4 separate regions of the Homo sapiens genome follow, and regions 1, 3 and 4 are each linked to region 2. Evidence: chromatin loops called from intact Hi-C (ENCODE). Cell type or tissue: IMR-90. All regions are shown on one strand.

Evidence for each region. Peaks named below come from ENCODE experiments on the same cell type or tissue, not always from the same donor. Only the 100,000 strongest peaks of a DNase experiment are listed, where the experiment ranks them.
Region 1: a loop joins it to region 2, with 4 times the contacts of the local background. A loop is called at or near these places in 55 of 110 quality-filtered maps.
Region 3: a loop joins it to region 2, with 11 times the contacts of the local background. A loop is called at or near these places in 55 of 110 quality-filtered maps.
Region 4: it touches region 2 in a loop (16-fold over the local background); 96 of 110 quality-filtered maps call a loop at or near these places.

What each region holds. Positions count from the first base shown.
Region 1 is chr4:186,482,204-186,490,203 of GRCh38, reverse strand. The region is part of intron 1 of F11-AS1 (F11 antisense RNA 1); the gene reads left to right. Among named protein-coding and RNA genes, the nearest start is that of F11-AS1, 15 kb to the left of the region's middle. In IMR-90, a CTCF peak has its summit at 4,376 (motif pointing right); no DNase peak of the experiment used is centred here; H3K4me3 peaks cover 844 bases.
Region 2 is chr4:186,583,092-186,591,091 of GRCh38, reverse strand. FAT1 (FAT atypical cadherin 1) reads left to right here. Exons shown (of 27, transcript NM_005245.4): 27 at 1,872-3,298. The coding sequence ends at 2,500. Among named protein-coding and RNA genes, the nearest start is that of MTNR1A, 32 kb to the right of the region's middle. RefSeq lists enhancers at 1,750-2,949, 6,023-6,192. In IMR-90, a CTCF peak has its summit at 3,477 (motif pointing right); a DNase peak (open chromatin) is centred at 3,471; H3K27ac peaks cover 147 bases.
Region 3 is chr4:186,469,617-186,477,616 of GRCh38, reverse strand. All of the region lies in intron 1 of F11-AS1 (F11 antisense RNA 1), which reads left to right. Among named protein-coding and RNA genes, the nearest start is that of F11-AS1, 27 kb to the left of the region's middle. RefSeq lists a silencer at 5,808-6,102. In IMR-90, a CTCF peak has its summit at 4,570 (motif pointing left); no DNase peak of the experiment used is centred here; H3K27me3 peaks cover 469 bases.
Region 4 is chr4:186,292,990-186,300,989 of GRCh38, reverse strand. The region is part of intron 1 of F11-AS1 (F11 antisense RNA 1); the gene reads left to right. Among named protein-coding and RNA genes, the nearest start is that of F11, 31 kb to the right of the region's middle. In IMR-90, a CTCF peak has its summit at 3,784 (motif pointing left); a DNase peak (open chromatin) is centred at 3,759; H3K27me3 peaks cover 144 bases.

The sequences.
Region 1 (8,000 bases), 100 kb after region 2:
AACATGGCACGACATTGGCTCTACAGAAAAAAAAAAAGAAAAGAAAAACAGTAGGAAAATGGTTACTGAAACACCAGGGGTTTGATCTCAGTCCTGCTGCTCACCGCACAGAAAGCCAATCGCTGAGATGATGAGTATTGCCAAGGAAGAAGGCTTTAATAGGGTGCTGCAGCTGAGTCTCAAATCCATCTCCCTGACTGATCAAAACCAGGAGTTTATATAGCAGGCAAGAAATATAACAATGTATAAGAAAACAGGGCCAGGCGCGGTGGCTCAGGCTGGTTGCGGTGGCTTACACCTGTAATCTCAGCATTTTGGGAGGCAGAGGTGGGCAGATAACAAGGTCAGGAGTTTGAGACCAGTCTGGCTAAGAAATCCCGTCTCTACTAAAAATACAAAAATTAGCTGGGCGTGGTGGCGTGCACCTGTAGTCCCAGCTACTCACGAGGCTGAGACAGAAGCATCACTTGAACCCGGGAGGCAGAGGTCGCAGTGAGCTGAGATCGCACCACTGCACTCCAGCCTGGGGCAAGGAAGCGATCATGGTGAATGAGGGGTCAGGCATCTGGTGTGGTGATCTAGTTTCAGTTCTTTGACACTTTTTGTGAGAGGCCTGAAGGTCATTTCCTGAGGAATTACAAGCTCTCTAAGTGATCTTGATGCCTGCCAGTGGTATGGGAAACACTGCCTTAGCAGAAGGACACGCGATGCCTTGATCCCAACATATCTGCTGACTGGACCTCGGGCACCTGTGCAGCCTTAGGGCCCAGGGCCTGTGCAGGAAGACTCTGGCCTACGTAGGGAGGCCTGGTCATTCCAGAAGATAGACCCGTGTGCCAAAGCTACTAATGACTTGCGGACCACGGCCACCCATAAGCAGGTCACCATCTTTAGGCAGATAGTGCTGGGTTCCTGCTGCCTTTGCCATGGACCAGCTGTGTGCTGTGTTTGGTAAATCATTGACTTCCCCAGTCGGGGGTGGGGAGAGGGACTTACATGAAGAGGTAGTCACAGGTTTCACAAGGTTTTCGGGAGGGTATCTAGATGTCCAGATCATCCTTTTCATTGCAATAAGCAAAGCTATAGTTGAATCATTACTGTTTGTGTAGCTATATTTCATTGGTGATAATCTTAATCAAAGATTACATGATTAATTTATTAACTTAATTGAATGTATTTATTCTGAACACAGCATGCTAACAGCTTCTTCCTCTAAAAATAGATGAAGCCCTAAATTCTTTGTGGATAATTTCTACATTTTTTTGGTAGATCGTAGGGAATATTTGCTTAGCTATAAATTTTGTTAAATACATTTGAAATATATACATTTTTAATCTGTATATATTTCAAGGCAACTTCTCCACCCCTGCTCCCAACAAAAATACCACTCCATATATTCTGAGACCCTGGCTTCTTTACTGAACGTACCCAAAGGCGAATGTACCAGGTTCAGGGGATGCGGTTGGACCTCAAGGCCACACTGGGTAAGACAGGGTTTTCTGTTCAGGGGATGCGGTTGGGCCTTGAGGCCACACTGGATAAGACAGGGTTTTCTTTGGATTTGTCTTGTCAATTTTGCTTTTAGGAAATTTTTAAACATTTCCCTTCATCAAGGATTAAAATCTGAAAGCAGATCTTTTATGAGCTGGCTTTGCTTGTATTTGGGCTTGGAGATCACTTGTCTTTATTAAGCCCCTCCTTGTTAAGCCAACTAGGTCAGAATCCTAGCTCCATAATATAATAGCTCTCCAACCTCGCGCTGGTGCCTTAAATTCTGATTCCTTTCTACAAGAACCGCAATGAAGATTAAATGAGATCTTACATAAAAGCATTTTTTAAATCACTTAAGGCTAACCTTGTCTAAATCAATTGTCACTGCTTTAAATTGCAAAAACCTACCTTTTGCTGAAAGTCAACTTTGGGCTGATGTAGAAGCCACTTCTAGTCACAATCCTGTTGACTCTTCTCCGAGGATTGTGTGTGGCCAAGGATCTGCTTTCTCCTTCCACTGGGAATGCTCATTCTTTAGACTGGGAGGAAATGAGATTATCTTCTCTCCTCCCCTTCAACACAGAGCTGCTCTCCAGCCTTGTACCATGTCCCCGTGGGGTCGATGAGTCCTCCAGGAGATTCTTAAAGGATGGCTCCTCCGTCTTCCAGTGGCTCCAGGTGCAGGGGACGGGGTGAGGGTGGGCCAGGGAGGAGGAGTGAGGCTGTCACTGCTCTCTTAGAAGCTCCACCTCTGCTCTCAGTACCTACGGGCTGCCCTTTCTGGAGACAGGCACATTCATCAGTGCAGAGGAACACACACTTGCTCCGGTAGGGGCAGAACACGAGTTTTCTCTCTGCCCTCCAACCTTCTTAGCTGAGACTCCCTGTAACAAAGACCGAGTAAGAAGAGAAAAACAAACAGAAGTTTATTAGTATGTGTAGCTCGTGTGCACTTGGGAGGCACCCAGAGAACTGAGTATGTCTCTGGAGTTGATCTCAAACAGGTAGTTTAAACTTCAGGCTTAGAAACCTTCTCCATGGTTCAGGAGTCTAGAGATCTAGTCGTTCTTCTCTCTCTGGTGCAGAGAGGAAGGCACCCTTACAAATGGACAGTTCCTTTATTGACGGACATTTCCTTTACAAAATGGTAAGTTTCTGTTTTTAAAGGTTCTCCTGCATCTGCAGTTTCTCAAAATAACCAGCTCCAAATGATCCTTAAGACAAAGAGGCATGTGTGGGAGGCATGGTCTGGTTAGTCTCTGACAGTCATATTTTGGGGTGATATAGTCTGGTCTCTGAGTCATATTTTGGGGTGGTATAGTCTGGTCTCTGACAGTCGTATTTTGGGGTGGTATAGTCTGGTCTCTGACAGTCATATTTTGGGGTGATATAGTCTGGTCTCTGGCAGTCATATTTTGGGGTGGTATAATCTGGTCTCTGACAGTCGTATTTTGGGGTGATATAGTCTGGTCTCTGAGTCGTATTTTGGGGTGTTATAGTCTGGTCTCTGACAGTCATATTTTGGGGTGGTATAATCTGGTCTCTGACAGTCATATTTTGGGGTGATATAGTCTGGTCTCTGAGTCATATTTTGGGGTGTTATAGTCTAGTCTCTGACAGTCATATTTTGGGGTGATATAGTCTGGTCTCTGAGTCGTATTTTGGGGTAGTATAGTCTGGTCTCTGACAGTCATATTTTGGGGTGGTATAATCTGGTCTCTGACAGTCGCATTTTGGGGTGATATAGTCTGATCTCTGAGTCGTATTTTGGGGTGGTATAGTGTGGTCTCAGACAGTCATATTTTGGGGTGGTATAGTCTGGTCTCAGACAGTCATATTTTAGGATGGCATATTCAGAGGCCTGTCAGTTTCCTGTTTCCAAGATGCTGCCATCAGCGGATCCAATCTTCACTGCCTGTGGCAGAGTGGAAACTAGCCTGGGCGTGAGGGCATGCAGGCAGGGCAGCACAGAAGTGAGGGGAGGGAAGATCCGGGCGGAATGCACCCTCCCCCCGCCCCACTGCGTCCTGCACCATCCTCACAGCACTTCTAAAATGAACGCTTTCCCTGCCTTCTTCTTCATCCTAAATGACATACTGAGCACTGCTTCGTCTTTATAAAACAGATCTTTCTTTAAGTCTTGTTCGTGCTGCAGATACAAAGCAACTTTTATGCGTGACCTACCCTAGTGGCCGCCTACGCACAGCCCTGTGCGACTCTGGAGATGGCGTGCACGCCCCCCGTGTCTGCTCTGGACCCCTGGCTCACGCCACTCGGCTCAGACCCCATGCTCTGCTCAGTCCATCCAGCCTAAGCCAATTCTGTGGCAGCCAGCCATGAAAACGGAACCCTCTGCAGCCTGTGTCTTGCAGGAAGGCTGTTTACTCTTTCTGCAAAAATCCACACAAGTGGCACATTGGCTTTCTTTGTGGTCAGACCCTTCATTGCCAAAATCTTCAGCATTTTTCTGGCTTCCCTTGTATTCTTTATTTCACTTGAAAAGGGGGTGGGAGTGGTGAGACATTAATACAACACTGTAGCCTTTTTCTTAGAGTTTCAAATTGCTAAAAAAGGAAAGAACTCCTGATTTCTTCCTTTCACTTAAAACCTGTGAGCCAGTCCCTGTGTGTGTGTGTGTGTGTGTGTGAGCCAGTCCCTGTGTGTGTGTGTGTGTGTGTGTGTGTGTGAGCCAGTCCCTGTGTGTGTGTGTGTGTGTGTGTGTGTGTGAGCCAGTCCCTGTGTGTGTGTGAGCCAGTCCCTGTAGGGTTTCTCCTGCCATCACCACTTTACAGCTGGTCCCGGGCTGCCCAGGAGCGCCGTGCTGGTTACCGGGTTGACAGTATCCCCAGCTGGAGCTTCTCCAGGGACTGGAGACCGCTGTGCCCCCAGGGGGCAGGAAGGTGGCCCTGGATCTTCAAGGTGGAAAGCGTCCATGTGCTTGTGCCTGTCTGGCTTCCTCGTGACTCGTTCCCTATGTGACATTGCCTTCAGAGGCGCTGCGGCCAGGCTCCAGAAGCTGTGGGCAGCCACCCAGGTCTGTGCAGCCTCCCTCGCATCGCACATAAGGGCTTTTCCTTGCCTCAGAACTTTCTGCTCCAGAAAGTTGCCACAATTCTGTCTTTCGCTTTCCCGGAGTCTCCTCAAGAAAAGAAAAGAAAGGAAAGGGGAAAGGGGAAAGGGGAAGAAAGGAAAGGAAGCGGAAGGGAAGGAGAAGGGAGAGGAGGGGAGGGGAGGGGAGAAGACAGATGGGAGGGGAGGGGAATGGAGGGGAAGGGAGAAAAGAAAAGAGGGGAGGGGGAGGGAACGGGGGGAAGGGAGGGGAGGGGAGGGGAACTTTTGTCTGAGGAATGCAAGTCCTTTGAATTGTCAGACTCAGAGAGATGGTAAAATGAGATGGCAACTGCAGCCTGCTGCCCCTTTTGATCTCGCAATTCATCTCTCGAAACTGCTTGCTGTTGCCACAGAAGCTATACATGTACCTAAGGATGCCATGCCCGGACACTATGACCCACCATAATCAATGTTATTTCTGTAGACCAGTGAGGATTCCTGAGGAGCCACTTCGTGTCAGCACGCTCTCCGTCCCCCTGTCAGCACGCTCTCCGTCCCCCTTTATCACCTTTAAAAATCCACCCGGCCGGGCGCGGTGGCTCACGCCTGTAATCCCAGCACTTTGGGAAGCTGAGGTGGGTGGATCACAAAGTCAGGAGATCGAGACCATCCTGGCCAACATGGTGAAACCCCGTCTCTACTAAAAATACAAAAATTAGCTGGGCGTGGTGGTGTGTGCCTATAATCCCAGCTACTTGGGAGGCTGAGGCAGGAGAATCACTTGAACCAGGAAGTCGGAGGTTGCAGTGAGCCAAGATGGCACCACTACACTCCAGCCTGGCAGCAGAACGAGACTTCGAAAAAAAAAAATCCACCTATGCAGGGCACAGTGGCTCATGCTTATAATCCCGACACTTTGGGAGGCTGAGGAGTATCACTTAAGGCCAGGCGTTTGAGACCACCCTGGGCAAAATAGTGATACCCTGTCTCTACAAAAACATAAAAAAATACAAAAAATCAGCTAGGCACGGTGGCATGTGTCTGTGGTCCTAGCTACCCGTGAGGCTGAGGCAGGAGGATCACTTAAGCTTAGGAGTTTGAGGCTGCACTCCAGCCTGGGGGACAGAGCCAGACCCTGTAAAAAAAAAAGAAAAAATCAACTGGGCGCGGTGGCTCACATCTGTAATCCTTGCACTTTGGGAGGCCAAGGCAGGTGGATCATGAGGTCAGGAGATCTAGACCATCCTGGCCAACATGGTGAAACCCCATCTCTACTAAAATTACAAAAATTAGCCAACTGTGGTGGCGCATGCCTGTAATCCCAGCTACTTGGGAGGCTGAGGCAGGAGAATTGCTTGAACCCGGGAGGCGGAGGTTGCAGTGAGCTGAGATTGTGCCATTGCACTCCACCCTGGCAACAGAGCGAGATTCTGTCAAAAAAAAAAAAAATCCACTTACAACATCTGCTAATTGGGATGTATATTCAGGGCAACTTGAATCTATGCTCCCAGATTGCAGTCCTCAAGCTTAGCCCAAATAAACTCTCTACTACATTAATTTTGTTTCAGCTTCTTCCTTTTAGGTTGACATTGCTAGTGGGAAAAACCAAACTCTGTAAAATATTTTAAAGAGTTTATTCTGAGCCAATATGAGTGACCACAGCCCAGGGAAACAGTCTCAAGGGGTCCTGAGCAAGTGCTCCTCAGGTGGCTGGATTACGTTGTGGTCCTAGTGCTCCTGAGGTGGCCGCGTTACTGGGTGGTCCTAGTGCTCCTGAGGTGGCCGCGTTACGGGGTGGTCCTAGTGCTCCTGAGGTGGCCGCGTTACGTGGTGTTCTTAGTGCTGCTGAGGTGACTCGGTTACGGGGTGGTCCTAGTGCTCCTGAGGTGGCCGCGTTACGGGGTGGTCTTAGTGCTCCTGACGTGGCCGGGTCACAGTGTGGTCTTAGTGCTGCTGAGGTGGCTGGGTCACAGTGTGGTCTTACACATTTTGAGAAGGCAAAACACAAATCCGTACCTGGAAGGTATGCATTGGCCCGGCCAGGAAGCGCAGGACATCTTGAAATGGGGGCTTACAGGTCACAGGTGGATTCCGAGATTCTTTAATGTGTAGTTGGTGAAAGGAACAAAACTTTGTCTAAAAATTTGGAGTTAGCAGAATGGACTGTTGAAGTTAAGATAGGGATGCTTAGGACTTGCCCTGTGGAGCATAAAAAAAGGAAAAAAAGATAAGGATGCTGTGTCAGAGTCAGCCACAATATGACCTGTTCAGCAAGACTGCCGGCTTTACATCCTGTTTAAGATCTGTCTTTTTTTTTTTTTTTTTTTTTTTGAGATGGAGTCTCGCGCTGTTGCCCAGGCTGGAGTGCAATGGTGTGATCTCGGCTCACTGCAGCCTCCGCCTCCCGGGTTCAAGCAATCCTCCTGCCTCAGCTTCCCAAGTAGCTGGGACTACAAGCACCCACCACCACGCCCAGCTAATTTTTTGTATTTTTAGTAGAGATGGGGTTTCACCATGTTGGCCAGGATGGTCTCGATCTCCTGACTTTGTGATCCACCCACCTCAGCTTCCCAAAGTGCTGGGATTACAGGCATGAGCCACCGCTCCCGGCCTAGAATTTGGCTTCCTGTTACGACAGAGAGTCTGTTTTGTTAGCCTCCTGATCTTTGTTTTTACAGGAATGCTGGTCAGTTGTCGTGTCTAAGCTCCAAAAGAAAGCGGGTATGAGGAGACGTGCCTGACCTCCCTTCCAGTGATGGCCTGGAACTCAGTTTTAGGCTTTCTCTGGAGTTCCCTTGGCCAAGAGGGGGTCTGATCAGTGGGGGCCTTAAGATTTTATTTTTCGTTCGCCACACGAATAATGCAAATTTTTCTGACAGGGGTAACACTGGTGTTTTAATCCCAAATGTAAGCTGCCTCCTCAGATGCTTTTCGGAGGTTTAGGGTCGGCTTGGAGCTGGCAGGAAGCTGTGAAAGCCACCATGGGAGGTGCAGGCAGTGACCAGGACATCTGCTTGCTGTAGCCTCCTGCCTGGGGTTGGCTCCGCCTCCAGGAGCTGGGAGAGAGGGTTCTGCCAGGAGGACAGATTTGGGGAAAGTTCACTACTGGCCACTGAGGGGCTCTCCCCGGTCTGTTCCTTCTCTCTTCCCTTCTCTTCCTGTCGCCTGTCCACTCCTCACACATTCATCCTCCTAGCTCTGCCACCCTCAGTCTTGCCAGCAGCCTCCTTGCTCAAGCCAGATGCTTTTGTCCTTGTTTCTGGAATCCCTGCTGTTACCAAAGCCACTGTAGAGAGACAAAAGAGTGATCCAAGAATAATTATAATGATTCTGTACAGAGGGTGGTGCTTCACTCAAAGAATTGTGGAAGAAATGCATATGGAAGTGTATTCTGTTCTGGTCCTCAGAGCCCTCGGCTGCCTTGGTGGAGTGCAGCAGTTCCACTGCAGCTGGGCAGG
Region 2 (8,000 bases):
ACTGATAGTGGGATTTACATGCGTTTGGTTACACTTCCTGCTGGGCTTCTGTGTATAGATGCGGGGCCCTGGCAGGGCAAGTGTAATTACAGACATGGGGTAAGTGTAGCCGTGGTCTCTTTAGGGAATGGCTCACAGTGTCAATATTAAAGCATATTCAAAATACATACAGTTTGGAGAGATCTTCAGCTTGTACATCTGTCTTTAAGTATCTAAGTTTGCCTATGAATTCCTCTGAATTTAATGTCCTTTGAAGTTGCAGTGTGCTATAAAGTGTGTGCATTATGTAGCTGTAGATGTATTTGGATTATCACCTATGTAATCTGATCAGTTTATATTTTATTAGAGCCTGTTTGTTTTGTTTTCATTATTCCTAAGGAAATTCTGTGTTTTCAGGCTGTGATTGTCAGAAACAAGGAAAAGAAAGTAATATTTGAGTTTTCTGGCCAAATTTCTGGTTCCTCATTCCGCAGTCACTTTCCTCCACTTCCATATTCCATTTTATTTGTGGTACATACATTTCTCAGCCATTTGGAATTGTCATAGATACTGGCGTAAGGACATGCTGTATGGCTGATTGGGCCTCTGTAAGCAGTTTTCATTGTTCTGTGTACTTACCTTTATTGCCTTTTCAGCCGACTGTTTTAATTACAAATGTTTTCTTTTTTTTCTACTCTGCCACCAAAAGAATCTTTGGCTGCTCCTGACCTCAGCAAACCAAGAGGTGACTTATGCATGCCAGTTATTCATTGATACTCACTAAAAACAATGGGTCAAGCCTTGCCCCAGTGCTGACTGACTACGCTGGGTCGCCCAGTGTTTGCAGCAGTAACTAAGTACACGGCTGCATGTGTGTGCGCATTGCATTTGAAGCACGGATTGCCTAACCTTCTCCCGCCTCTCCAAGGATTTTTTAAATCCTAAGGAGGAAAAAAAAAAAACTATTCCAAAATTGGAAGTTTTTTTTTAAAATAGTGGTGCTTTATATAGTCTAAAAGGATCACAGTCCTTTTGGAAGTAACACAGATTGATTGTTACAGTGTATCAGAGGCTGTGTTATAATCTTGCAACGCTTGTTCAATTGTATTTTGCTTGAATTGGCATGCTTTGATACATACCTATATTAAGTTAATTTGTTGTCTGAGGGTTAATGAAAAATAGTAATTTTAATATTAAACTTGCTACATTATTATGAAGGAAGCTTATTTTCTAAACTTTAGCATGTTAAAGGTTACTTTTATTACTTTAAAAAGTTGCATTGGCTGGGCCTGATGGCTCACACCTGTAATCCCAGCACTTCGGGAAGCTGAATTGGCAAGATTGTTTGTGGCCAGGAGTTTAAGACCAGCCTGGGCAACATAGTGAGACCCTGTCTCTATAAAAAATAGAAATGCAAAATTTTTTTAAGTTGCATTAATCAGTATTTTTTTAATGAGAAGTAGTGCAGATCAAGTGACACTGGATATTTCACTAATGTCCTGAGACTGGATCAGTACTCTTCTTCCTACAGAGCAGTGGGTTCTACAGAAGAAAAGCCAGAAGGATGGTTAGAATCATTTGTAGAAAAATGTATATAATTTAGATGCTAGCATCCCATTTCTCTTAGGACTCCTTTTGTTTCCTTGAATGTTAGTTGCGTACATAAAACTGTAAGTCCACATTTTAGAACTAGAGCCTAGTTCATAGGGGTCTTTAAACTGGAGTGGGTTGGGGGATGTCTTCAAAGCAAAGACGAGGAATTTCCAGTGGTGAACTTTGAATGAAGGCATAAATGCGGTTGCATCTTTGTGTCTTTGATACACTGAGCTCTCTTTCCATGGCACAAAAGCTTAGGAGAAAACACACTGACATCTGTTTTCTTTTCCACCAAGGGTATCACTGGGATACATCAGATTGGATGCCAAGCGTTCCTCTGCCGGACATACAAGAGTTCCCCAACTATGAGGTGATTGATGAGCAGACACCCCTGTACTCAGCAGATCCAAACGCCATCGATACGGACTATTACCCTGGAGGCTACGACATCGAAAGTGATTTTCCTCCACCCCCAGAAGACTTCCCCGCAGCTGATGAGCTACCACCGTTACCGCCCGAATTCAGCAATCAGTTTGAATCCATCCACCCTCCTAGAGACATGCCTGCCGCGGGTAGCTTGGGTTCTTCATCAAGAAACCGGCAGAGGTTCAACTTGAATCAGTATTTGCCCAATTTTTATCCCCTCGATATGTCTGAACCTCAAACAAAAGGCACTGGTGAGAATAGTACTTGTAGAGAACCCCATGCCCCTTACCCGCCAGGGTATCAAAGACACTTCGAGGCGCCCGCTGTCGAGAGCATGCCCATGTCTGTGTACGCCTCCACCGCCTCCTGCTCTGACGTGTCAGCCTGCTGCGAAGTGGAGTCCGAGGTCATGATGAGTGACTATGAGAGCGGGGACGACGGCCACTTCGAAGAGGTGACGATCCCGCCCCTGGATTCCCAGCAGCACACGGAAGTCTGACTCTCAACTCCCCCCAAAGTGCCTGACTTTAGTGAACCTAGAGGTGATGTGAGTAATCCGCGCTGTTCTTTGCAGCAGTGCTTCCAAGCTTTTTTTGGTGAGCCGAATGGGCATGGCTGCGCTGGATCCTGCGCCTCTGGACGTGCTAGCCATTTCCAGTGTCCCAACTACTGTCATCGTGAGGTTTTCATCGGCTGTGCCATTTCCCAACGTCTTTTGGGATTTACATCTGTCTGTGTTAAAATAATCAAACGAAAAATCAGTCCTGTGTTGTCAGCATGATTCATGTATTTATATAGATTTGATTATTTTAATTTTCCTGTCTCTTTTTTTTGTAAATTTTATGTACAGATTTGATTTTTCATAGTTTTAACTAGATTTCCAAGATATTTTGTGCATTTGTTTCAACTGAATTTTGGTGGTGTCAGTGCCATTATCTAGCACCCTGATTTTTTTTTTTTTACTATAACCAGGGTTTCATTCTGTCTTTTTCCACTGAAGTGTGACATTTTGTTAGTACATTTCAGTGTAGTCATTCATTTCTAGCTGTACATAGGATGAAGGAGAGATCAGATACATGAACATGTCTTACATGGGTTGCTGTATTTAGAATTATAAACATTTTTCATTATTGGAAAGTGTAACGGGGACCTTCTGCATACCTGTTTAGAACCAAAACCACCATGACACAGTTTTTATAGTGTCTGTATATTTGTGATGCAATGGTCTTGTAAAGGTTTTTAATGAAAACTACCATTAGCCAGTCTTTCTTACTGACAATAAATTATTAATAAAATACTTGAGCTTTATGCCTCTTTTTCCTTCCCATTGATACTCCTGTTCAGGATTCAGTGGCTGAGATAGAAGAATGGATGAATGGAAGGGTGGATATTGATGTATTTGCTTTTAGTGGACAAGGCGTAAATGTGAAAATCCTCTCTACCCTGACCAAAAGCCCTGCTGTCCAAGCGGAGCCAGCCACCAGGTGGCAGTATATAGCTACTTGATACGGCTCAAAACTATAGCCACAAAAGTAAAAAGCATAACTTTTTAATATTTTTAAACAAAACCAAGAAAATTTTATACATTTTTAATTAGTATGAATTTATTGGTTGTAATTTTAATGCTTACATGTTTTTCACCTTTGTCAATGTTTTATATCAAAAACAGTCTCTGTGAAGCATTATACCTTTCTGTTGTCAACTTACACAGTACTGTATGATTTAATGTGAGATCCAGAAGCTATTTTTTATATATTTTTATACAGTCAAAATCCATCCCTACTTCCAACACATTTATTGAGTACTTACTATATGCCACTATGATATGAATGACAAACAATTAAGCTTTCTTAGAACTTTGGAGAAACATGTTTTCCCTTTAAGTAAATGCCTTTTTATCAAATAATATAAATACATAGTTTAAAAACATCAAAGAGAGCTAAAATATATATAATAAAACAGCAGTCCCATGCAACCTGCTGTACCCAGTTACAACTCCTTAAGCTGTTTTTCTCATTCTTCCTTTCATATTTTCAAATGTATATATTATTCTTTCTTGAGTCACTAAATTTAGAAATTGCCTGTTGACTCCCTATGATGTTGGAGGAAGACCATGTAACCTAATAGACCTCCACTGATCTTGTTTTCCTACCATTAGTTATAATTTTTGGATTAATCCATATACAGCGTTTCCATTATTTTGATTATGTAAGTATTCACTGCTGTGCCAAGCAGTATATGATGTTTATTTTCATTTACTTAGCAACTTTCTTTTTTTAACAATTGTCTTTTTATTTTACTCATTTTTTAAACTTGTGACTATTCATGTATTCAGAAAACATTTTCCCTCAATAATACTATATTATTTTGCCTGAACAGACAGACAAAAGTCCTCCGTCATCTTGGAATTTACATTTGGTGGGGACAGGTGGTAGGAGGAGATGATCAGGAGATACATGGTAGTGTTTATAGTAGTGAGTGCTGAGGAGAGAGACTGTGATTGAGGAAGGAATGTGTGAGATTGTGATGGGAAGGGACGGGGAAGGGGTTGTGATGGGAAGGGACATTCTGAGAAGACAGGAGGCCTCAGTGGCAAGCGGCATTTGAGTCCAACCTTGAAGTTGATGAGGAAGAATACCACGTGGTTTCTCTGAGAACTGTTCCAGGCAGACAGATTAGCTGCTACTGTAAAGGGAGGAGTGTGAGAACGCCCAAGAAAAACACAAGTGCAGCCTGTCATGTACATGGTCACAGCAGGAAGTCTGTCCGCTCCTTTTTTTCCCTTGGACATTCTCCTCAGGGAACCCCTCGGCTTGGTGGCCCAGACTCCATTTTTTTGTTCTCTTCGGCATCTATAGTTGTTGTTCCGGAATATTCTCCTTACCATGGACTCTGTAATTTTCTCTTGGCCTAACTCTTGTTTTGATAGAGCATATCCTGTTATTGTCTGAGAAAGAGTTGCATGGGAAGTAATTTTTTGTGACTGTGTTTCTGAAAGTGTCTTTATTCTACTCTTGATAGATTGGGTGTAGGTTTCTGGTTTGGAGGTAAATTACATTCAGAATCTTGAAGTCATGGAACCCACTGTCTTCCAGCTTCAAATGTTAACATTGAAAAGTCCAGTGTTGTTCCTAGTCCCAGTTCATTATTCGTGGCCTAATATGACTCTCACAAATCTTTGGGGATATTCTTCTGGGGACATGCTACTTCTCTACAACATTGTGAGATTTCCTGCTGCTGTGTCTTGGCGTGGGCCTTTTCCAGGGATTGCTACTCCGTTTTTAATGAAAATCCACGTTGTGGGGACTGTTCTTGTGTTATTTCTTTGATCATTTCTTCCCTTCTGCTTTCTCAGTTCTTCGTTTAATTCTCAAAGGAGGTGATCTCAGTTCTCTTGTCAAGACTCATAACTATAGGTTGCTTGACTTGCTAAATTCTCTCATTTTTTGATTGAACTCCTATTGTCCATCTTTGTCTTATTCCCCTTCTGGGATTCATTCCACTTTTATCTTCTGTTCCTTCTGTTACCAGTTTTATTTCTGCTGTCATTTTTAATGTTTAAGAGACTGGTCTGGTCCTGACTGTCCCTTTTCTATATTACACAGGCATTTGTTCCTGTTTCGAAGCTCCCTAGTATCTCATTTTTGCTAAATGTATTTTAGAATAAGTCCTTCCATTTTGCCTGGTTTTCCCCTGGACGGCTTTTAAATATTCCTTTCAGGAGGGCTTGCTCCCCTTTCACCTTGCAGGCTTTCCTCTTGCTTGACTTGAGCCTAATGAGGCACCCAAGCTGACAGAAAGCCATGACTGTGCTCCTTAGCTCCTGGACTTCTCTGTGACATTGTGGGCCAGCTTGCTTTGTCCGTTTCTTTGTCTTATCTTTGAAGAGTTTCAGTTTCTCCCGAGGAAGGACCTTCTGTTTCCAGCCTGGGAAATATCATTGCTCTTATTTTGAAATTGGCCAGATAAGGGGACTGGAGATTTGTCATTCCCTTAGTCCTCTAGTTCTGGGTTACGAGAACATTCCTGCTTCTTTCTCTTTGTCTATTTCATCATCGAGGCGGCTCAGGATAGAGCTGAGAATCTGCATTCTAACAGCTTGAACACCGTTCAGACAGCATCCCTGCCACTCACCCCATTCTTCATTACCTTCCATGTGTGACAAAGGGGCCTGTTCCCATGGCCTCCAGGCTCTGCTGCCCGATCCTTGCATCTGCTGTAGCGTGGTTTACAGTTAACAACGCCTCTTAAAAGCATTGAAAATGGAATTGCTTTTTAACTTTTTCCCCCATTTCCTGTTTCAGATTCATTTTCCTTTTTTAAAATAATGTTTTATTTACTTAAACAGTTATTGTTTGATTGATTTTCAGGAGAAGAAGGGGCAGAATGTAGCCCTCCGCCATCTGAACCTGGAAGTCCGGAATGTGCTCACACCACCGGTTTCCAGTGTTTGGAAGAACATTGGGGTATCAGTGTTCTGTTGCTCCACAGCACATGGCCGTACATTTAGTGGCTTAAAATTACCCCCATTTATTACTTCTCATTGCATAGATCAAAACCCCCGGGCATGGCATGGCCAGGTTTTCTGCTCAGCTTCTCACAGGCTGGAATCAAGCTGTCAGCTAGGCTGTGGTTTCATCTGAGGCTGGGGAGCTCACGAGGCTCTTGGTAGAATTCAGTCCCTTGCACTTGTAGAACTGGTCTCATTTTCTTGCTAACTGTACTTGCTAACTGTAGGACAGAGGTTCCCTGTTTCTTGCTGGCTGTCCCCACTTTTTTTTTTTTTTTTTTTTTTTGACATGGAGTCTGGCTCTGTCGCCCAGGCTGGAGTGCAATGGCACAATCTTGGCTCACTGCAACCTCTGCCTCCCAGGTTCAAGCCGTTCTCCTGCCTCAGCCTCCCAAGTACCTGGGATTACAGGCACGCGCCACCGTACCCAGCTAATTTTTGTATTTTTAGTAGAGATGAGGTTTCACCATGTTGCTCAGGCTGGTATTGACCTCCTGACCTCAGATAATCCACCTGCCTCAGCCTCCCAAAGTGCTGGGATTACAGGCGTGAGCCACCGCGCCCAGCCCGTCCCCACTTTCTTGACAGCTTCTCTTGAGTCAGGTCCTAGCTCCTTAGCCCTCTCACATGTAGCTACATCTTCACCTGCTTCCTGATCTCAGGAACGGCCTGATCCCTTTTTAAAGGCTCATGTGATTTGGTCAGGTGCTCACTCAGGACATCAAGTCTCACTTTGAGTAACTAAAAGTCAGCTGGTTAGTAACCTAGCCATGGGAATTCCCATCACATTCACAAGTCCCATTCACCTTCGGGGGGGAATTACACCATGTACCCAAGGACAGGGATGGGTTCTTTGAGGCCATCTTAAACTTCTACCTACCAAAACTGGCACTATTCGTTAGTTCTTGGTTTTATTTATTTATTTTTTTTTTTTGAGACGGAGTTTTGCTCTTGTTGACCAGGCTAGAGTGCAATGGCATGACCTTGGCTCACCACAACCTCTGCCTCCAGGATTCAAGCGATTCTCCTGCCTCAGCGTCCCGAGTAGCTGGGATTACAGGCATGTACTGCCACGCCCGGCTAATTTTGTATTTTTAGTAGAGACAGGGTTTCTCCATATTGGTCAGGCTGGTCTTGAACTCCTGACCTCAGGTGATCCACCTGCTTCGCCCTCCAAAATTGCTGGGATTACAGGCATGAGCCACCATGCCTGGCCAGTTCTTGTTCTTTTTCTAAGGGATAATTCCCTTATTTAGCAGAATCATTTTTAAGAAGTTTAAGGTTTTAAAATGCCTAAACATAAATATTATAAAAGATTTAAATATCTTTAATCCCTTGGGGGAAATGGGGAAATGTTGGTTAAAGGTTACAAACTTTCAATTACAAGAGGAACGAGTTCTGATGTCCCTGGGTTTCACCTGGATTCTATGAGACACGCACACACTAGATTTCAAAACCACTTACTATTTGTCACAATCTTTATTTGGTA
Region 3 (8,000 bases), 110 kb after region 2:
GCTGTGATCACTGAATGGTGGAAGGAGAGCTGTGATCACTGAATGGTGGAAGGAGAGCTGTGATCGATGAATGGGGGAAGGAGAGCTGTGATCACTGAATGGTGGAAGGAGAGCTGTGATCAATGAATGGGGGAAGGAGAGCTGTGATCAATGAATGGTGGAAGGAGAGCTGTGATCAATGAATGGTGGAAGGAGAGCTGTGATCAATGAATGGGGGAAGGAGAGCTGTGATCACTGAATGGTGGAAGGAGAGCTGTGATCACTGAATGGGGGAAGGAGAGCTGTGATCACTGAATGGTGGAAGGAGAGCTGTGATCACTGAGTGGTGGAAGGAGAGCTGTGATCAATGAATGGGGGAAGGAGAGCTGTGATCACTGAATGGTGGAAGGAGAGCTGTGATCAATGAATGGGGGAAGGAGAGCTGTGATCACTGAATGGTGGAAGGAGAGCTGTGATCACTGAATGGTGGAAGGAGAGCTGTGATCACTGAATGGTGGAAGGAGAGCTGTGATCAATGAGTGGGGGAAGGAGAGCTGTGATCACTGAATGGTGGAAGGAGAGCTGTGATCAATGAGTGGTGGAAGGAGAGCTGTGATCAATGAGTGGTGGAAGGAGAGCTGTGATCGATGAATGGGGGAAGGAGAGCTGTGATCACTGCATGGGGGAAGGAGAGCTGTGATCACTGCATGGTGGAAGGAGAGCTGTGATCAATGAATGGTGGAAGGAGAGCTTTGATCGATGAATGGGGGAAGGAGAGCTGTGATCGATGAATGGTGGAAGGAGAGCTGTGATCGATGAATGGGAGAAGGAGAGCTGTGATCAATGAATGGAAGAAGGAGAGCTGTGATCACTGAATGGGGGAAGGAGAGCTGTGATCACTGAATGGTGGAAGGAGAGCTGTGATCACTGAATGGTGGAAGGAGAGCTGTGATCACTGAATGGTGGAAGGAGAGCTGTGATCACTGAATGGTGGAAGGAGAGCTGTGATCACTGAATGGTGGAAGGAGAGCTGTGATCGATGAATGGTGGAAGGAGAGCTGTGATCGATGAGTGGTGGAAGGAGAGCTGTGATCAATGAGTGGTGGAAGGAGAGCTGTGATCGATGAATGGGGTCTGCGGGGGCTGCAGGGGATGGGTGTATTTGTCACTCCTTCCAAGGCTTGCTTCACTCCCAGTGTCAGTTTTGAGAAAGATCACAGCTGGAAGACTGGAAGACCTGAGCATGGAGGTGTTGGTTGCAGAAATGAAGACATGGCACAGGGCGCTGTGGCTCATGCCTGTAATCCCAGCACTTTGGGAGGCCGAGGCAGGCAGATCACGAGGTCAGGAGATTGAGACCTTCCTGGCTAATGAAGTAAAACCCCTTCTTTACTAAAAATACAAAAAATTAGCTGGGTGTGGTGGCATGCGCCTGTAGTCCCAGCTACTCCAGAGGCTGAGACAAGAGAATTGCTTAAACCCAGGAGGCAGAGGTTGCCGTGAGCCGAGATTGCACCACTGCACTCCAGCGAGACTCCATCTCAAAAAAAAAAAAAAAGAAAAAGCAAAAAACAAAAAAGAAATGGAGACATGACAGCAGTGGCCTAGATAAGTGCATTCTTTGATCTTTACAGCATGTAGGTGGTGCACACGGCTTCCTGGAGGCAAAAGGAGACCAGGCTAGTGCGACTGAGCCTATAGTATAAAAACCCTAGGCCGGGCGCGGTGGCTCAAGCCTGTAATCCCAGCACTTTGGGAGGCCAAGGTGGACGGATCACCTGAGGTTGGGAGTTCAAGACCAGCCTGACCAACATGTAGAAACCCTGTCTCTACCAAAAATACAAAATTAGCTGGGCGTGGTGGTGCATGCCTGTAATCCCAGCTACTCAGGAGGCTGAGACAGGAGAATCACTTGAACCTGGGGGTGGGGTGGGGAGGGCGCGGGCGGAGGTTGCAGTGAGCCAAGATCGCACCATTGCACTCCAGCCTGGGCAACAAGAGTGAAGCTCCGTCTCAAAAAAACAAAAACAAACAAACAAACAAAAACCCTAAGGTGTTTGCTTTGCTTATTTTCCTCTCTCTGTTTTGCTTATTTTCCTCTCTCTTTGTCCTCTCCTCTCCCTGTGCACACTTGCTGGCATGAAGTCATTCTGGTGGAGGGGAGTTGCTAATAATTGATTACCTTCATATCCTAACCCTCCAGGGTCTGCCTGCGAGATTGATGAACTTGTTTTCCTTCCTTCCTTCCTTCCTTCCTTCCTTCCTTTCTTTCTTTCTTTCTTTCTTTTTCTTTCTTTCTTTTTCCTTTCTTTCTTTCTTGCTTGCTTGCTTGCTTTCTTTCTCTCTCTCTTTCTTTTCCTTCCTTCCTTCCTTCTTTCTTTCTTCCTTTCTTTTCTCTCTCTTTTCCTTCCTTCCTTCCTTCCTTCCTTCCTTCCTTCCTTCCTTCCTTCCTTCCTTCCTTCTTTCTTTCTTTCTTTTTTTTGGAGTCTCACTCTGTGGCCAAGGCTGGAGTGCAGTGGCGCAATCCCAGCTCACTGCAACCTCTGCCTCCCGGGTTCAAGCGATTCTCCTGCCGCAGCCTCCCAAGTAGCTGAAATTACAGGCGCATGCCACCGCACCTGGCTAATTTTTGTATTTTTAGTAGAGATGGGGTTTCTCTATGTTAGCCAGGCTGGTCTCAATCTCCTGACTTCAAGTGATCTGCCTGCCTTGGCCTCCCGAAATGTTGGGATTACAGGCATAAGCCACCACGCCCGGCTTTGTTTATCTTTAAAGAACAAGATCCTTTGGTCAGATAGACATCCTTGAAGGCATCCAGAAGTTTCATCTGGCCAAGGGACCGAGGGAGGCAAGCAGCTTTGGTCATGGGATCGCCACTCCCGCATCCCCACCTTCCTCATAAAGCCTCAATTATGTCCAAAGGCAGGTCAGAATTGCGAGATTTTGTCTCCCGCCCTCTGGCCTTGGCCAAATCTTATAAACCTTTCGCTGCTCTCAGAGGTTCTACAACACTAGCACCCTGAAAAAAGTGCCCAGCCAAGCCTAGGTTAGGCCTCGACTAAAAACAAAAGCAAACTTGAAGTTTCACAACTTGGTCCAACTCTACTCACTCTTAGAACTAGGCGTGGCTATTATGTGGCTATTACGGGTGACTATGGTGCTACTGGGGTCCAGGCACCCAGAAGGGCTGCATATTTCTGTGCACACTACGTCTGCTTACCATGGCCTTTCTTACCAAGAAAACTACGTCTAAGTAAAAAATAGTAGAATGAGAGTTAGAATGAATAAGAAGTAAAATGAGAATGAGAATAGCTACCAAACCTAGTCAGAAGCCTGGATTAGAATACCCAAAATGGACCTGCCAGCCGACAAAGCACCTCCTGTGGCCACCAGGAGAAGAAGAAAGATAAGTTGGGAATGCAAATGAACACGAAACAGGTGTGTCCTCCCAGGCATAGAAGAGGTGGAACTTAAGACAGTGTTATAGACAGTCCTGCCCCTAAGGAGACAGAGTCAGCCCCGCCCCAGCAAAGTGTACGGCAGGCAGTGGAAGGAGAGCCAGGCATGAGCATAAACAACAGGCGAGCTGGAGTTTTTGTCTCTCAAACTGAGTAGTAAGGAGACTTTCAGGGTCAGCTTTTTGTTTTGTTCCCCTCCTCCCCCACACACACCTTTTTTTTTTTTTGAGACGGGGTCTCACTCTGTCGCCCAGGCTGGAGTGCAGTGGCACGATCTCCGCTCACTGCAAACTCCGCCTCCCAGGTTCAAGCAATTCTCCTGCCTCAGCCTCCCGAGTAGCTGGGACTACAGCTGCCCATGCCTGGCTAATTTTTGTATTTTTAGTAGAGAAGGGGTTTTGCCATGTTGGCCAGGCTGGTCTCAAACTCCTGACCTCAAGCGATCTGCCTGTCCCGGCCTCCCAGAGGGCTGGGATTACAGATGTGAGCCACCGTGCCCTGCTATTTCCCCTTTTTTTTTTTTCAAAATTTAACTGGAACTCATCCCCTTTATCCAATGGTCTCAGGCAGACATCTGTGAATACACCCTTCTCACCTCCAGTTGTAAACAGTCAATTAGTTCTCAACTGATAAATTGTGTTTTTGAAAGACCCAGAGAGGAATTTTGTCTTCATTTAGCTCTCAATTTTGCTTTTGTATACTTATTTGTGCAGTATATTAATTTGCTAAATTAATGTTCATTTGGGGGAATTATATGATCAGCTGTTTCACCATAGCCAAATAAAAATTTATCTTAAACTAGTGGTCACTAACGTTTCTTGAGGGAAACTGAGCTTGGCTTTCTGAAATATTCCACATGACCACCCAGTGGGCTAGGAAGGAAACCTGATATCCACTGAAAGGACCAGCCTCACCGGTGGTAAAACCAGCCTGTTCTGGAAGCCAGGGGGTGCGAATTGTTCATCTGGCCCCACCATTGGCCAACCATGTAACTGCATTAACTCACCCAACCTCTGTCACCTCGGATTCCTTAACGCATAAAAATACAGGAGTTAAACTCCTGCCTGATCCTGTCATTCCCTAAATCTGTTTTTGGGATTTGGACTCAGTTATAGGTGAATTTGTACTCCCTCTACTGGTGGATGAAAGCAAAACAGTAATAAATAAGGTGAATTTACTTCATGATACAATGTATTAATTTGGAGAACCATTGCAATTTTGGATTCTAGAAAGTGAGTTCAACTAATTGTTATCATCATAAGGAGAGTCTTTGGAATGATGATTAAGGCAGGATCCAGCACTTCTGGAACTAGTGGTTCCTTCATGAACCCTCTCATCTGCTGGTTCCTCAGCCTGAGAAGAAAGAGAAGCACTAATAATACCACTCCACTGATGTAATGCAGTAATATATTAGACACTACGGAAAGTACTCCATACTTGTTAGCCATTATTGCTGATATTTTGCTGGGGTAATATAAATTGAAGAGTTTCTGTAGAACTCAGCATCTGTTTTATCATACAGAGTATGTTTTATTTCATAAGAATTATAATGCTGTAATAGTGCATAATACATTTACTAATGCTATAACAGTGCATAAGAAATGAAATAAAATTCAATAATTTCAGGCACAACTCTGACCAAGCCTCACGACTTAGATTGAAAAGCTGTCATGTAGGTACACTGCTTGTTTGGAGTGGCTTATATTGGCTTCTAGCATGTTTACACTGACAGTGTCTTTGATAGTCCCTATGTAATATATAATTAAAGCCTGGGCAACATGGCAAAACCACATCTCTACCAAAAAAACAAAAAAAACAAACACACAAAAACTAGCCAGGTGTGGTGGCGAGCACCTGTAGTTCTAGCTACTTGAGGGCCGAGGTGGGAGGATCACTTGAGCCCAGGAGGTTGAGGCTGCAGAGAGCCATGATTGCACCACTGCACTCTAGACAGAGCAAGACCCTGTCTCAAAATAAATAAATAAATAAATAAATAAAATGAATAAAAACCAAAACACCCCAAAACAAAAAACCAAACTATAAAATATATAATTAAGATGAACTAAAATATCTCTATTATTTTCTTTATAGCAATAATTTAGGTTTTTAATAAGTAGCATCCTAGGTTAGAAAAGAACATAATTTACATATTTTATATTCAATTTTTAGATTAAAAAAATCCTTCAGATGCATAGATTCTAAAAACTTGCATTTTTATATGAAAACTTCAATTATTTAATTCACTATAACTGTAATATTTTTCAGTTTACTTTTAATTACAGTAGAGATTTTTTAACTTCTTCATTGTGGAATTTTAGACAGCAGGAGAGAAAATAATCTTATGAATCCCCATACATCTGAAGAACACCAGAATATTTCACCCCGAAATATGCTTCTTTGGCAAGTGGAAAGTAAAGTTACAGGAAAGGGCTGTCTGAGCTGCCCTTTCTTACCTAAGGCAGGCCATAAAAATTGCTGTGAAAAAATGCGGAGAAGCTTCTGCCTCCCCTATCTGCCTGAAGACAGAGATGTAAGTAGTGGTTCACTTATCAGTGCAGGGGCTGGCGCCAGCAGGGCCAGAGGAATCTGGGAGCAGGCTTTATTACCTTTCCATAGTTGTCCCACTTTTGGGAGCCTGGAGCTGCTTGGTCCTTTGTCCTGTCACTTCTGAATATATTGTTCTTTGCTAGATGTGCTATGTAAGCCAGGGCCCTAAGCCACCTTACTTTTGAACTCAGCTTTCTCCCCATGGGATAGACACACACGTAAATAAAAATGCTTTTTTTTCTCTCTCTTGTTAATCTGTCTTCTGCTAACAGGAATCTGTCCCACTAATGAACTTACAAGGATTGAGAAAAGAAATTATTTTTTCTCCTATGAAAGGAAGACAAAATCTTGGGAGCCCAAATTCGCTATGCCAAAATGGAAAAGTTAAGCTTGAAAACTGAGTCATGAAAAAACCAAAAAACCCTGCCTTTCCTTTTGCTCCTAAACTAATAGCTACAGATAGAAGGCCACATGTTTCCACAGGGGCCTCCCTCACTCTGACCATGTAAATTAACAGTTTATCTTCAAGAGTACGGGACGAGAGGAGCCTAGAAATTGTCCCGCTGCGCACCCTGAGACGAATGCATATTCAGTTGCTTCCTCTACTGAAGTTCACCTTATCTTATGTAGAGTACAGATGTACTGAGCAGGAGATGAATGCAGAATTGACGGTTCATCTACCCGCTCCTTTTCATGTGGATTCTAAAGAACGTGACCAGCCCTCCCTCTCCTTTTCCTTCTTTTCCCCTCCTGCCTCCTTTTCCCCTTTTCATATTGTAGCCCTCAAAATCCTCTTCAGAAAAAGGGGGTGCCACAGATCCTACAGTGGCTTGTGTCTCTGTTTGCCAGGTGCTTCCTCAACCTTGGCAAAATAAACCTCTAAATGGATTAAAATCACCTCCGTCAGGCCAGGCGCGGTGGCTCACGCCTGTAATCCCAGCACTTTGAGAGGCTGAGGTGGGCAGATCATGAGGTCAAGAGATTCATCTTGGCCAACATGGTGAAACCCTGTCTCTACTAAAAATACAAAAATTAGCTGGACGTGGTGGCACACGCCTGTAGTCCCAACTACTCAGGAGGCCAAGGCAGGAGAATCACTTGAACCCAGAGGCAGAGGTTGCAGTAAGCCAAGATCAGGCCACTATACTCCAGCCTGGGCAACAGAGAGAGACTCCGTCTCAAAAAAAAAAAAAAGAAAAAAAAAATCACCTCCATCATTTTCTTCAGTTCACCCACCCTGCACAGCCATCACCCACCTTCAACAATCACTGCCGTTTGTCTGCTGTTATTTCATCTGTTTCTTTTCCACCCACCCTCCCACCTCCCAAATTATTTAAAGGAAATTCCAGACATCATATCATTTCATCCAGAAACACTCCAACATATATTTCTAAAACATAAGGATTCTTTCTTTAACATAAACACAATATTATTAATAGCCCTAAAATCGACAATAATGTTAATATAATCCAGTATCTGGTGAGTGTGCAGATTTTCTCAATTCTCAGAAATGTTTGTTTTATATTTGGTTTGTTTGCATTGGGATCTAAACAAGGACCACATATCACATTGGCTTCATATGTATCACCTTTCTTTAATCTGTGATTTCCCTCCGTCTTCTTTTTTCCTTGCTATTTGTTGAAGAAACCTAATAATTTACATCTAGAAATTTCCAATTCTAGATTTTGTTGATTATGTCCCCATGGCATCATTTTCCTTCATCACCTACATGTGTATTTTTTACCAGACGAGCTCTCACTGTGTTGCCCAGGCTGGAGTGCAGTGACTGTACACAGGCGTGATTGTAGCCATCTTCCCACCTCAGCTTCCAGAGTAGCTGAGACTACAGACATGGGCTACTGCACCCAGCTCTCATTGGTATTTTTTGAAACCAGTTATTAGATCCAAGTCCTTGATTAGATTCAGATAATTTTTGTCTTTTGGGTACATATACTTCACAGGTAGTGTGTCTCTTTCTAGGGTATCAAGGTTATCCAGGTCCTGGCTGTCTCTGCC
Region 4 (8,000 bases), 290 kb after region 2:
CATTTTAAATGGAAGTTTGGGTATATATGAATTATGTATCAATAAATCTGCTTGTTAAACAGTGCACACTATCAAGATGACTTACCACTGATGATGTTACCTCATCAACTAGCCTGTTTCTCCTCTGTAAATTACCTTTTCACTCCTATCCATGCTCTACTCCCTAAGCAAGGGATAGAGGGTTAAGCTCCACATCCTTGAGAGAGGAGAAATGGTGTAACTTACCCGGAATCCTGTACAGCGGATTTCTCTCTTCTCTCTCATTATTTTGTTCATTCAATCATTTTGTATCAGTATGAACTCATGGATATTTATTTTTTACTTTAAGATGTAATCCAATGCTAGATTATTCATTCTGTCACTCAAGTTATTCCAGTTTTGGTTATTGGGAATTCTTTCAGGTTGGGGCTTATGTAATTATAAGTAAGTTACTTCTTTACAATAATTGTTAAATTGACCTGAACAGATCTGAAAACAAACACAGCCAATTTCAAATGTTTTGATTCAGCTGAATAGAAGAGACCTTTCCTGTGTGCACCAAAAAGTGGCCTTTGAGCATTTTCTGAGTGGCGAGATCAGTGCACGGCAAGAGTAAGGCCATCTTGAAGTGACTGTCGGACCCCTGCTCACCAATTAGTTCCTCAGAAACAATGCCTGTGACATAGACAACCCCTTCAAACAAACAATGCCTGGGGCATAGACGACCCCTATAAACAAACAGTGCCTGGGGCATAGATGACCCCTATAAAGATGCTTATTCAACCTCCCCACTGGTCAGCAGTTTTGCAAGAGGGTCTGGTGCATCAGTCTTATAAAAGCTTGCTATAGAAAGAACGTTTTCTGGGCCAGGTGCGGTGGCTCATGCCTGTAGTCCTAGCACTTTGGGAGGCCGAGGTAGGTGGATCACGAGGTCAAAAGATTGAGACCATCCTGGTCAACATGGTGAAACCCCGTCTCTACTAAAAATACAAGAATTACCTGGGTGTGGTGGTGGGCGCCTATAGCCTCAGCTACTCGGGAGGCTGGTGCAAATCACTTGAACCCGGGAGGCGGAGGTTGCAGTGAGCTGAGATCGCGTCACTGCAGTCTAGCCTGGTGACAGAGCGAGACTCCATATCAAAAAAGAAAGAAAAGAAAGATAGGAAGAAAGAAAGAAAGAAAGATGAAAGAAAGAAAGAAAGAAAGAAAGAAAGAAAGAAAGAAAGAAAGAAAGAAAGAAAGAAAGAAAGAAAGAAAGAAAGAAAGAAAGAAAAGAAAGAAAGAAAAAGCAAGCAAGCTTTCTGGAGGGCAGCTGTGGGATAAGTCCCTATTCAACGCTCCTTTCTGAGAGTCTGGATTTGTCAGCCTCTTTCCTCGGCCTCTCTGCACCCCCAGGCTTTGGGGGTGGGCTTGCATGGGTCTGCCCACTGGAACACAGGGTGTTTCCTGGTATGTGTGGGGAGTGCTGGCAGTGAATCTGAACATCAGTTAAGAGTCTCAACTCAATTTAGTTACTCATAAAACTAAGTCTAACGTGCAGATAAGAGATATCAATGCCCGCAGATGCAATTGTCTGCTTTTTCCACTCATTTTGTTAATGCCCAGGCAGAGACTTCCATGCCTTCAGACACTCCTGCCTGCACCCTATACTCCCCTCTCTACAGGCCATGAAAATAGGCAGTTACAGGCCTGGAAATCAATCGTAATGATTACTGTTGGATAAATTGGATAATGAGTAGGACAATGAATTTCACTGGTTTGTTTCTGAGAGTTTTGAGTATTTTTGATATTTGCATTTTTGAATCCTGCCTGTGTAGCAACCGGTATGCTTAGGGTGACTTTAAAAGGGAGCTCTTGAACTGAAATTCATTCCAAAATAATACTTTTTTGTAAATGTTTGTTCTGTATTTTCTAATAGAGACCATACCCTCTTCCTTCAATAAACAGTTTAATGGCTTATTTGTGAATAAAAATATGAGTTGCTAAGGGCTCATTTTCCCCAAAAGTATGTGGCACCCACAGAAATACCTGCCCAGGAGGCACCTCTTAGCAGAGGGGAGTCATCTGAGCTCACTTTCTGAAGGGGTCTGTTTTGTTGTTTTTTATATAGATATGTTCCATGGGAGGTGGTTTTCGTTTGATGGTGTAATGGCCACACTGAGGAGCCACTGGAAGCCCATTCCTGCGATGCCCAGCGGGGCTGGGGTGGCCCAGATCTCCACGCCCAGGTGGAGACGCTGTAACTTTTCAGGGGCTCTGCACACCTGGGCCTCCCACATGATCCACTTACCTCCAGTTAGTGGGGCTGACTCCTAACTTTGCTATAGGGTGCTCAGGCTGAGACTGGATTCCAGTATCTTTTGGAAACTCGGGGGCTCCAAGGTGAAGACAGGGCAAAAGTGGGACTGAGAAGGGAGTGCGTGTAAGCTTCAGGCCGGGCCCAGCCCTCCGGAGGCTGCGGTTCGAGGTTCCGCTCGCGGGGGCCCGGCGCTCTCTGGTGGGCGCAGGTGGACGCCGGGGCGACTTGGCGCCGCTGGGCTCCGTTCCCCAGGCTTTCTGCTCACCCGTTTCCCCGCTCTCTTTCCAAGTCCCTAACCAGCTGACCCGTTTATGAGACACTGTCACCGAGTCAGGGCTGATTCAAATGCTGACCGAAGTTTGTCCCTAGGAGGCTTCCTGTGTCACAGTCACAAAATGGTACAAGCTTCAGCTGCACAGAACCTGGGGGTGCCCCGCGGGCCCCGCGAGGAGCGGGCTTAGGTTTGGCTGGCAGCGAACACCGGCCCGGGAGGCCTCCGCGGGGAGCTGGGGTCTTGGAGTGAGCGTGACCATCGCCGCTTCCCGATGTGTGTGTGCCTTCCGTGTGTGTGTGTGTGTTTCCTGTGTCTTTCATGTGTGTGTTCTGTGTGTATTTCATGTGTGTGTTTTGTGTGCGTGTTCCATGTGTATGTGTGTGTGCATCTGTGTTTTATGTATTTTGTGCGTTGCGTGCGTGTTTCATGTATCTCTGTGTGTTTTATGTGTGTAGTTCATGTGTGTGTTTGCGTGTTTCATATGTATGTGCGTTTCATGTGTGTATTTTGTGTGCTGTGTGCTTGTTTCATGTGTGTTTTGTGTGTATTTTATGTGTTGTGTGCATGTTTTTTGTGTGTGTTTTGTGTGTTTCATGTGTGTGAATGTGTTTTATGTGTGTTTCGTGTGTGAATGTGTGTTTTATATGTGCATGTGTCGTGTGTGTGTTGTGATGTGATGTGGGGGGGTGGGTAGACTATTTTTATTATCACTAAGCCTTCAGCATTCAAATGTTTATGTTTGTTTGTTTTAAAAATACAACACAGCCTTAACAATACATTGCGGGATCAAGGTTGGGGATACTGTTCCCCAGTTCATCAGGGAAGAGGTGAAGGAGCTGAGTGAGCAGGGGTAGGGGTGTGGGGAGGGCAGCAACAGCGCAGAGGAAGCCGCCGAGGGCCGAAGCAGCCCTAAGCCGGACCCCAGCAGAACACAGCGCGCGTGGGCACCGTGGACCTGGCCCCGGGGCTCGGGCTGGGCGGTCAGCGCAGGAGCAAGGGCCCAGCGCCGTCCTGGAGCATCTGGTGGACAGGCGAACCTGCTGTCCGGGGACCAGATATTTACAAGTGTTATATTTGAAAAGGAAAGCATATTTGAATGGAAGCCGTTTATTTGATTTAAAGTTCCCAGATATTATATATACATAGGATTTGTTTAAACTTACCATAAATTAAGTGCGCTCTGCCCATCTGCTGTGAGTTTAAAATGGAACAAAGAGAGGTATAAAAGTGCCATCTAGTGGGGAAATGGAGAATTGGGTTCAAAATATTTACCAGCAGGTTTGTCTTGTCTTTCTTTTCCACTTGTAAAACACGTGGATTATGTTATAAAGGGAATAATAATAATATCCTACTTGCACAGTGCTGGTGAGAAGGAAAGCCCACTGCATGATGCAGAGCACATAGCAAGATCCCAAAAGACGTGAATATGGCGATAGTCTTATCTGTATTCTCTTTCCTGTTCTTGTTCATCAAGATGATATTATTATTATTAACTATAGTAATCACTGCTTGTTGGACCCACTGGATTTTATGTCTATGTTATTCATTTAACAAGCTGTTCACTTAACTCCAGAATGTTGATTTTAACTCTTTTCGGATAGAATTAAATGATAATGACATGAGTGACGTTCTTATATGATCATGCCCTCTGTGGGGCTGTTAACTAGGCTGCTCAAGAAACTCCTAATTATGTCCACAGCCACTACTCCTAGACGCTGTGCTGGCAGCTGCTGGGGTTCAGAGGAAGCAGGAAGTAGAAGCACAGGTCCTCACTCCAAGGATGGCAGCCTGCCATTGCTGTCAGCAGTGAGCACAGACCGACAGCAATACAATGAAAAGTGCCTTTAAGTGATAACTGTGGCATCTCAGAAACATGTTTCTTTCTTATATGTTAGTGGCAGCAAAGAGAAACACAGGCCTGACAGAGGAACTGCTATTCCATGAACTCTACCATCCAACTTCCCTTCTCATTTAAATTGGCCCCTGAAGGACTGAGGCACAGGAGACCTACATTTCCTGGGCTCAGCGTCCACCCTCACAGGCCGTGTGAGCGGGGAGAGGTCACAGCCCCGCCTGGAGCTTCATTTCTATGGAATGATTGCTGAAGTCTCTTTCACCTCTAACAGCTTATGGGTCCCCAATAATTAATGTGCCAAATAACATCTTCCATTGGTCTCGTTACTTCCTCACCATTAGCAATTTGGTCAATGCAAAAAAACCGAAGGAGCAGATTTCACTGGATACCAGAGAAACTTTGAACTTATGTTATTCTGATCTTCAAGGGTAGCAGAGAGATCTCTCTTCACATGAGGTGTTTTTTTAATTTTTATTTTGTTGGTTGTTGTTGTTTTGAGATGGGGTCTCAATATGTTGCCTAGGCTGGTCTCAAACTCCTGGCCCCAGCCATCCTCCTGCTTCAGCCTGTTGAGTAGCTGGGACTACAGTCATGCACCTGGCAACATGAGTTTTAATACCCCGAGAAGGAGGAGGGAGAGGCCTGGAACCTCAGATACAAATGCATAATACTCAGAATTCAGCTAAATTAGAATGAGCAAACTGAGAATCTAAGCCTTTAATTTAGCCATATGCTGAAACAACACCGGAAGCCGACCATCCTGGCTAACACGGTGAAACCCCGTTTCTACTAAAAATACAAAAAAATAATTAGCTGGGCATGGTGGAGTGCACCTGTAATCCTAGCTACCTGAGAAGCTGAGGCAGGAGAATCGCTTGAACCCGGGAGGTGGAAGTTGCAGTGAGCCTAGATTGTGCCACCGCACTCCAGCCTGGGTGACAGAGTGAGACTCTGTCTCAAAAAAAAAATTATCTGTATACTATTTTTACAGACACCAGCACAGCCATAAACATGATGATAAATCCATCTACTGATTGTCAGTTAAAATGTTAAAGGCTGCCCATCACATCACAAATTACTCATTTATAAAACGGAATCTGAATAAAGAAAAACTAACTTTCAAATCTGAAAAATAGACCTCTCTTGATTTTTCTTGCCAAATCACAAACACGATGAAATATATATATATATATATAGCTGAAAAATTATTTTTAATGCCTTTATTTTTTCTATTTATTTATTTTATTTTTATTTTAGATTCTGGGCGTGCGCATGCAGGTTCATTGCATTGTGTAACACTGAGGTTTGACCTTCTGCTGATCCCACTGCCCAGGCAGAGAACATAACACGCAATAGGTAGCTTTTCAGCCTTTGGCCCCTCCCTTCCTCTTCCCTTTTAGAATCCCCAGTGCTGGGCTGGAAGCTGCTGGAGATGAGACGACGTTCCCGTCTTGATGTCCATGAGTACCCAACGTTCAGCTCCCACTTAGAAGTGAGAACATGCGGCATTTCGTTTTCTGTTTCTGCGAAACAGCTTATTTATTTATTTATTTATTTATTTATTTATTTATTTATTTTTGAGACAGAATCTCACTCTGTTGCCAGGCTGGAGTGCAGTGGTGCGATCTCGGCTCACTGCTACCTCTGCCTCCTGGGTTCAAGCGATTCTCCTGTCTCAGCCTCCCAAGTAGCTGCGACTACAGGCACACACCACCACGCCCCGCTAATTTTTTGTATTTTAGTAGAGACGGGGTTTCACCATATTGGCCAGGATGGTCTTGATCTCTTGACCTCATGATCCACCCGTCTCGGCCTCCCAAAGTGCTGAGATTACAGGCGTGAGCCACCATGCCCAGCCCACAGTTTTATTTTTAATGAAGCGATTACCGGAGAAATACATTCAGATTCACCCAAATCAAATATTAATTTGCTCAAGTATATAAATATTTCTGAGAAAGTCACTTTTTGTCTTGATTCTTTCTTTACTGCTTTCTCGTTCTAATAGTGAAGATAATTATTTCCGTTGGTGGCAGCAGAAACTTATCGAAAAACCCTCTAAACCGCAAAACCCATACTTCTGTGTTGTGTTTGATAGTGTTTTCCGTGGGATGACAAAGGTTTTCTAGTCTGTATTGTTTGTAAAGGTGCCTTCCCAACCAAGCTCATGGGAGTCATTCTGACTGCCGTTTTGACAGTGTCTGAGCATGGAAGGAACCCACGCAGTCACCACAGCCTGTGAAAATCTCTACCTGTGCACAGCATTTGAAAGTTACCGGTGGTTACAAAGCGTGCTCATGTTTCCTGGGGAGTGCTGGGTGCAGCAGAAAAGCTGCATCCGTACATATAAGATACATTTTGACACCTCTCTGGGTAGATGAGGTAAGACAAACACATACACGAACAAGTCTCTCCATCAGTAGGTCCACCATACACTGTTACATTTGTAAGACAGTTGCCGGATACCCCAAGGCAAAAGAGAGGGAACTAGTTTGTTGAGCACTATGTGTGCCCGTTACTGTGGGAGGCATTTTGAATATAGTCTTTTCTCTGAAAGTTAGAATTAAATGGAAAATGACAGTAAGCTATGTACTGTGTGCCGCATATAGTACATACCGTATACAGCAGTTTGGGTTCTTAACCAATATTACTAGTTTACTTACAAGAAAGGGATAAGAAATGTGGGAGAGGCCCACGTGGAGAAGGAGGCAGCCGAGGAACGAGGAAGAGGCAAGGCAGGGTCCTTCCTAAGGCCTCGAAGGGAGCCGAGTTCTGCCAACACCGAGATTCCAGCATTACAGCCTCCAGAGCCACGGGGAGAAATCTGGGCTATTCAGCCACCCTGGTGGGTTGTGGTAATTTGTTACAGAATCCAGAGGAAAGTAACACAGCATCTGAAGATGAGGAAACCCAGGGACCAGACAGGCAGTGAAGCTGGAGTGCGTAAGCATTACAGGTATCAGAAATGGTCGTTTTCATTTTCTTTCTTTTTTTTTTTTTTTTTGAGACGGAGTCTTGCTCTGTCGCCCAGGCTCTGACTCCCGGGTTCACACCATTCTCCTGCCTCAGCCTCCCGAGTAGCTGGGACTACAGGCACCCGCCACCACGCCTGGCTAATTTTTTGTATTTTTAGTAGAGATGGGGTTTCACCATGTTAGCCAGGGTGGTCTCGATCTCCTGACCTTGTGATCCGCCCGCCTCAGCCTCCCAAAGTGCTGGGATTACAGGCGTGAGCCACCGTGCCCGGCCTGTTTTCATTTTCATTCTCTCTCTCTCTTTCTCTCAAACACACACACACACACACACACACGGACACACACAGACACACACACACACACGGACATTCCTCATTGAAGAATTGCTCTAAACAGTTATTTTTAGTTTGTGGGATTGCCTTGGAAAAGGAAGAAATGTTCTCCTGAAAGAAGCTTGGCCTGCTGTGGTTAATGAACACGCGTGCATACAACAGGCGGGAAGCAGGCGGGAGAGTTGGGGTGGGGCTCACAGGGCGCACTGGGAAGCCGTGATGCTGTGGCCACCACCTCTGCCTGGACAAAGGGAAGCCCTCCCAGGTGACAGGTGGCCTCACAGACATC